2 separate regions of the Homo sapiens genome follow, and region 1 is linked to region 2. A link is a loop called in an ENCODE intact Hi-C map of the cell type or tissue named here. Cell type or tissue: heart left ventricle. All regions are shown on one strand. Links, peaks and the distances in the headings refer to the core of each region. The heading gives the core; the rest is flanking DNA.

Region 1 (2,816 bases), core at 272-2,771, 120 kb after region 2:
TTTATTCCAGCTCCGTTTTGGGGAACTCTCAAACCTTGGGGTGAGGAGTGGGGGTTCCCAGATGAATTCAACAAGAGAGAGAGGGAGGGGGAGATGGGAAGAGATAAGTTCAAATAGACAGGCAAAGGGAAGAAAATAAGGAACACACACACATACATATATATAATGATACTTAGATTGGCACAAAAGTAACTGTGGTTTTGCATTGAAAGTATAGCAAAAACCACAATTACTTTTGCACCAATCCAATATTATTACCTAAGGACTCACAGAGATTTCCTTAAGTCCATAGGGACAGGAGCCCTTGCCCTCCATGCTTCAGGAATGATTTGATTAAGGATACTAAACAGGCATGTGACAATGTGAGCTTGCTCAATAATAATCCTTGATGGACTATTACTCATTTTGTGAAATTGAGCCAAGTCTCTCTTTCCTGCTCCCCCTTTCTCCTTATTTCCCTTTCCCCCAGCTACTTTGCTTTGCTAAGTAATCAGACATGGATCTTATTCCCAAGATATTTATATTCTTAGGGAAATAAGACATTTAAAATAAGGAAGAATGCAATAAAATCTATAATGGAAACCCAGCTAATGAGCCACAGGAGTTCAGAGGAGGGAGATGTAACCAGTTGGAGTGGGGAGGAGATTATGGATTGTCATATTTTTGAATTTAATATTTATTGTGAATGCCTAAGTTAAATAGGAATGGAATGGGAAAAAGACTTTTCCAGGGTGTGGAGTTGTCAGGAATAAATCAGGGAGGTCTGCAGTCTTGGGGCATGAATAGCATACAATGATGAGATTATTCTGAGTGGAGTGAAGGGTACACAAGCATATTAAGGAAGAAGTTTCAATGGTGTGGTGGGGCTCTAATCTGCAGGGCCTTGAATGTTCATTGTCATAGCTACAGATAATTGTTAGAAATAGCCTGGTTTGCTGCAAAAGACAGGGCAAACTGGGAGGGACCAGATCTGCCCTCGAGGATTGATCAGGAACTGTGAGGAAGTCTAGGCTGGCAGACAAGGCATTAGAAGAGATGTGCAGAAGAATATGGCGATAGATGACAAGCGGTCACCCAGACAAGTTGGTACTGAGAGGTAGGAGACAAGTCTCAAGGAGGGAAGGTGCCTGATACTGGGAAATACAGGAACAGGTGGCACTTAGAAGTGTAATCAAGACTGAGGGAATAAGAAAGTCTGTCAGCAGTTAGCAGGCTCCAGCCGCTATGCTCAGGTTCATGGGCAGACTTCCAAGCTCTGGGAGGAAACAGCAGAATGGAAAGCAAGAAGCTGGGCCCCAGCCCCAGAGGGACCAGGCAGATTTCCAAGCCAGGAGTCAGACCTGGAACATGGGCCTGACTAGCAGTAAGAATGGTTCAATACTCCATTCCAGAGTGCTGAGCCAAAGTCTTTTAATGCCTTCTGCTTAAGGTTATGACTGACCTTCGACGCTGGGTTTACAGGTGGGAGCAGAGCGGTCCAGCTGTTTGGAGGGGAGGATGCAGATACTGGAGAAACAGTCAGGGTTCACTGCTGGCTAAAGAGTCTAGGCCTTATTTAGTGGGCAAAAGGAGAACAATGGAAAAATTAAAACAGAGGAATATCTTAATTGGAGCTGTATTTCAGGAAGATCAATTTGATCCTAGTGTGTAAAAGGAACCAGAGTTAAGTGAGTCCTCACCTGTAACAAATTTCGGCCATTCTCCTTCCTAAGCACTTCTCCAGTGTGTTCACTTCTCTGCAGGCCCCCTTCTAATACTGTGGCATAAACTATATGAGTAAAATTCATACAATTAATAAACTAATAAAACATTAATTTCACGTGTTTCTTTTCATTCTTTTCATGTGGCTTCTGGAAAAAGTTAAAATTTATAAGCGGCTCACATTATTTTTCAGTGGGGCAGTGCTGCTCTAATCCTTTCTCCATATTGCGGTTAGAACTTTTTAAAATGCAAGTCTTCTCATGTAGCTCTACTGCATGAAATCTCCCCATAATCTCCATTGCCCCAGGATAAAGTCTAAATTCCTTAGCATGGCCCCCACCCTCTTTGTCATCTGGCCTTAGCCCATCTCCCATTGCACTAATCCTTCAGGTGTATCAAACTATTTTCGGTCCACCCGTGAAATTACTTTGTATTCTTTGGCATCCATGCCTTTGCTCCTGCCATTCCTTCGCTTGAACTGAATATTTCTCCCCTTTTTCATGTGTTAACTTTTGCCTCCTATTAAGGTCTCAGCTGTAGGCATACCTGACTCCTTGACTGTGGATTAGGTGCTTCTCCTTGATGCTAAGGGCCACATCCTGTGCCTGCTCTACTATAGCATTTCTCGCATTATTTTTGAGGTCCTATTATCTTTATCCTCTACCTAGACTGCATGTTCTTTGAAAATAGGAACTCTGTATTGATCTTTATGTCATGTCCAGCACCCAGCACAGTACCTGGAGCATAATAGCTGCTTGCATGATTGTATGAATGAATGAATGGGGCAGATGTGCTAGGTGAAATGAACCTGAACCAGCATAGTGGCATTGGGAATGAAAAGGATAAGACACTCATCAAGAACGTAATTTGTGAGTGCTGGCAACCATGTAAATTGACCTCTAATTACTGGTTGGGTATCCTTTATTCAAAATGCTTTTGGCCAGGTACAGTGGCTTACACCTGTAATCCTAACACTTTGGGAGGATAAGGCTAGAGGATCTCTGGAGGCCAGGAGTTTGAGACCAGCCTGGGCAACAGAGTGTGACCCCATCTCTACAGAAAACTTAGCTGGGGATGGTGGTGTGTGCCTGTAGACACAGCTACTTGGGAGGTTA
Region 2 (2,816 bases), core at 187-2,686:
AAAATGGGAGAAAATTTTCGCAACCTACTCATCTGACAAAGGGCTAATATCCAGAATCTACAATGAACTCAAACAAATTTACAAGAAAAAAACAAACAACCCCATCAAAAAGTGGACGAAGGATATGAGCATACACTTCTTAAAAGAAGACATTTATGCAGCCAAAAAACACATGAAAAAATGCTCACCATCACTGGCCATCAGAGAAATGCAAATCAAAATCACAATGAGATACCATCTCACACCAGTTAGAATGGCAATCATTAAAAAGTCAGGAAACAACAGGTGCTGGAGAGGATGTGGAGAAATTGGAACACTTTTACACTGTTGGTGGGACTGTAAACTAGTTCAACCCTTGTGGAAGTCAGTGTGGCGATTCCTCAGGGATCTAGAACTAGAAATACCATTTGACCCAGCCATCCCATTACTGGGTATATACCCAAAGGACTATAAATCATGCTGCTATAAAGACACGTGCACACGTATGTTTATTGCAGCACTATTCACAATAGCAAAGACTTGGAGCCAACCCAAATGTCCAACAACGATAGACTGGATTAAGAAAATGTGGCACATATACACCATGGAATACTATGCAGCCATAAAAAATGATGAGTTCATGTCCTTTGTAGGGACATGGATGAAATTGGAAATCATCATTCTCAGTAAACCATTGCAAGAACAAAAAACCAAGCACCGCATGTTCTCACTCATAGGTGGGAATTGAACAATGAGAACACATGGACACAGGAAGGGGAACATCACACTCTGAGGACTGTTGTGGGGTGGGGGGAGGGGGGAGGGATAGCTTTAGGAGATATACCTAATGCTAAATGACAAGTTAATCGGTGCAGCACACCAGCATGACACATGTATACATATGTAACTAACCTGCCCATTGTGCACATGTACCCTAAAACTTAAAGTATAATAATAATAAAATAAAATAAAAATAAATGGGAATTTTTCTTGATTTCCTTTTCAGATAGATTATGATTGGTGTAAAGAGATGCAACTGTGTTTTGTGTGTTGATTTTTGTATCCTGCAACTTAATTCATTTTGTGTTCTTTACGGTTTTCTTCATATAGGATCATGTCATTTACTGAGTACGTGCTCTGTGGCAACAATTTTACATGCATCATATCTGTACTAGTTTAGAATTATTATAATTTTTATTTGACAAATAAAGGAACTTGGGCTCAGAGTTGTTTGCTCAAGATTATACAGCTAGTAACTGGCAGAGCTGAGATTTAAACCCAGAGCACTCTAACTCTAACTCCAGAGGGCATACTTTTTTTTTTTTTTAATGCCATAATCCTGCTATCGCATCCTACTTTTTGAGCAAAATAAAATAATTTCAAATTTATGAACTAGTCTTAAGATAAATGGGAAAATTGTATTTCAAAAGTGAGACAGTGATAAAGCTAAGGACAAGAAAAAAATGTTAACTTTGTATCCTGTAACCTTGCTGTAATTGCTTATTATAGTTCCAGGAGTTTTTCGGTCAATTCTTTTTGGATTGTCTACATAGATGATCATGTCATCTGCAAACAAAGACAGTTTTATTTCCTCCTTTCCAACCTGTATACTTTTTTTTCCCAATCTTATTGTGTTAGCTAGGATTTCCAGTACAATGTTGAAAAGCAGTGGTAGGAGGGGACATCCTTGCCTTGTTCCTGATCTTAGTGGGAAAGCTTTATTGTTTTTTACCATTAAGTATGATGTTAGTTGTAGATTTTTTAAAAATCAAGGTGAGAAATTTCCTGTCTATTCCTAGTTTGCAGAGAGTTTTTGTATTTAAAATCATTAATGGGTGTTAGATTTTGTCAAATGCCTTTTCCACATTCATTGATATGTGGAAAAATCATATGATTTTTCTTCTTTAGCCTGTTAATGTGATGGATTACATTAACTGATTTTCAAATGTTGAATCAGCTTTACATAGCTGGGACAAATCCCACTTGGTTGTGATGTGTAATTCTTTTTATATATTCTTGAATTCAATTTGCTAATACTTTCGTTGAGAATTTTCACATCTATGTTCATGAGAGATATTGGTCTGTAGTTTTCTTGTAATGTCTTTGTCTGGTTTTGGTATTAGAGTAATGCTGGTCTCATAAAATGAGTTAGTAAGTCTTTCACTTGCTTCTATCTTCTGAAAGACATTATAGATAATTGTGTAATATTTTCCTTAAATTTTTGGTAGAATTCAGTGAACCTATCTGTGCCTGGTGCTATATGTTTTGGAATGTTGTTAATTGTTGATTGAATTTCTTTGATAGATATAGGCCCATTAAGACTGCCTATTTATCTTATGTAAGCTTTGGAAGATTGTGTCTTTCAAGGAGTTCGTCCATTTTATCTAGGTTGTCAAATAGGTGAGCATAGATTGTTCATCATGCTCCTTGATTATCCTTTTAATGTCTGTGAGATCCGTAGTGATGATGTCCCCTCTTTCATTTCTGATATTAGTAATTCGTGTCCTTCTGTTTTTTCTTAGTTAACCTGGCTTGAGGCTTATTGATTTTATTGATCTAAAGAAAACCTATCAGCTTTCGGTTTAATGATTTTCTCCATTGTTTTTCTATTTTTAATTTTATTGATTTCTGCACTGGTTTTTATTATTTCATTTTTTTCTGCTTACTTTGAATTTAATTTGCTGTGCTTTTTCTAGTTTCCTAGAGTGAAAGCCTAGATGATTGACTGAAGGTCTTCTTTTTTTCTTTTTTTTTTTTTTTTTGAGATGGAGTTTCGCTCTTTTTGCCCAGGCTGGAGTGCAATGGCGTGATCTCGGCTCACTGCAACCTCTGCCTCC

The links. Hi-C counts contacts between places; a loop is a spot of excess contacts. Peaks named below come from ENCODE experiments on the same cell type or tissue, not always from the same donor. Only the 100,000 strongest peaks of a DNase experiment are listed, where the experiment ranks them.
Region 1: it touches region 2 in a loop (2.1-fold over the local background); 2 of 110 quality-filtered maps call a loop at or near these places.

What each region holds. Positions count from the first base shown.
Region 1 is chr1:183,783,164-183,785,979 of GRCh38, forward strand. It overlaps a transcript of RGL1 not described here. Among named protein-coding and RNA genes, the nearest start is that of RGL1, 21 kb to the right of the region's middle. In heart left ventricle, for the core only: no CTCF peak of the experiment used is centred there; a DNase peak (open chromatin) is centred at 1,308; H3K27ac peaks cover 345 bases.
Region 2 is chr1:183,663,282-183,666,097 of GRCh38, forward strand. It overlaps a transcript of RGL1 not described here. Among named protein-coding and RNA genes, the nearest start is that of APOBEC4, 11 kb to the left of the region's middle. In heart left ventricle, for the core only: no CTCF peak of the experiment used is centred there; no DNase peak of the experiment used is centred there.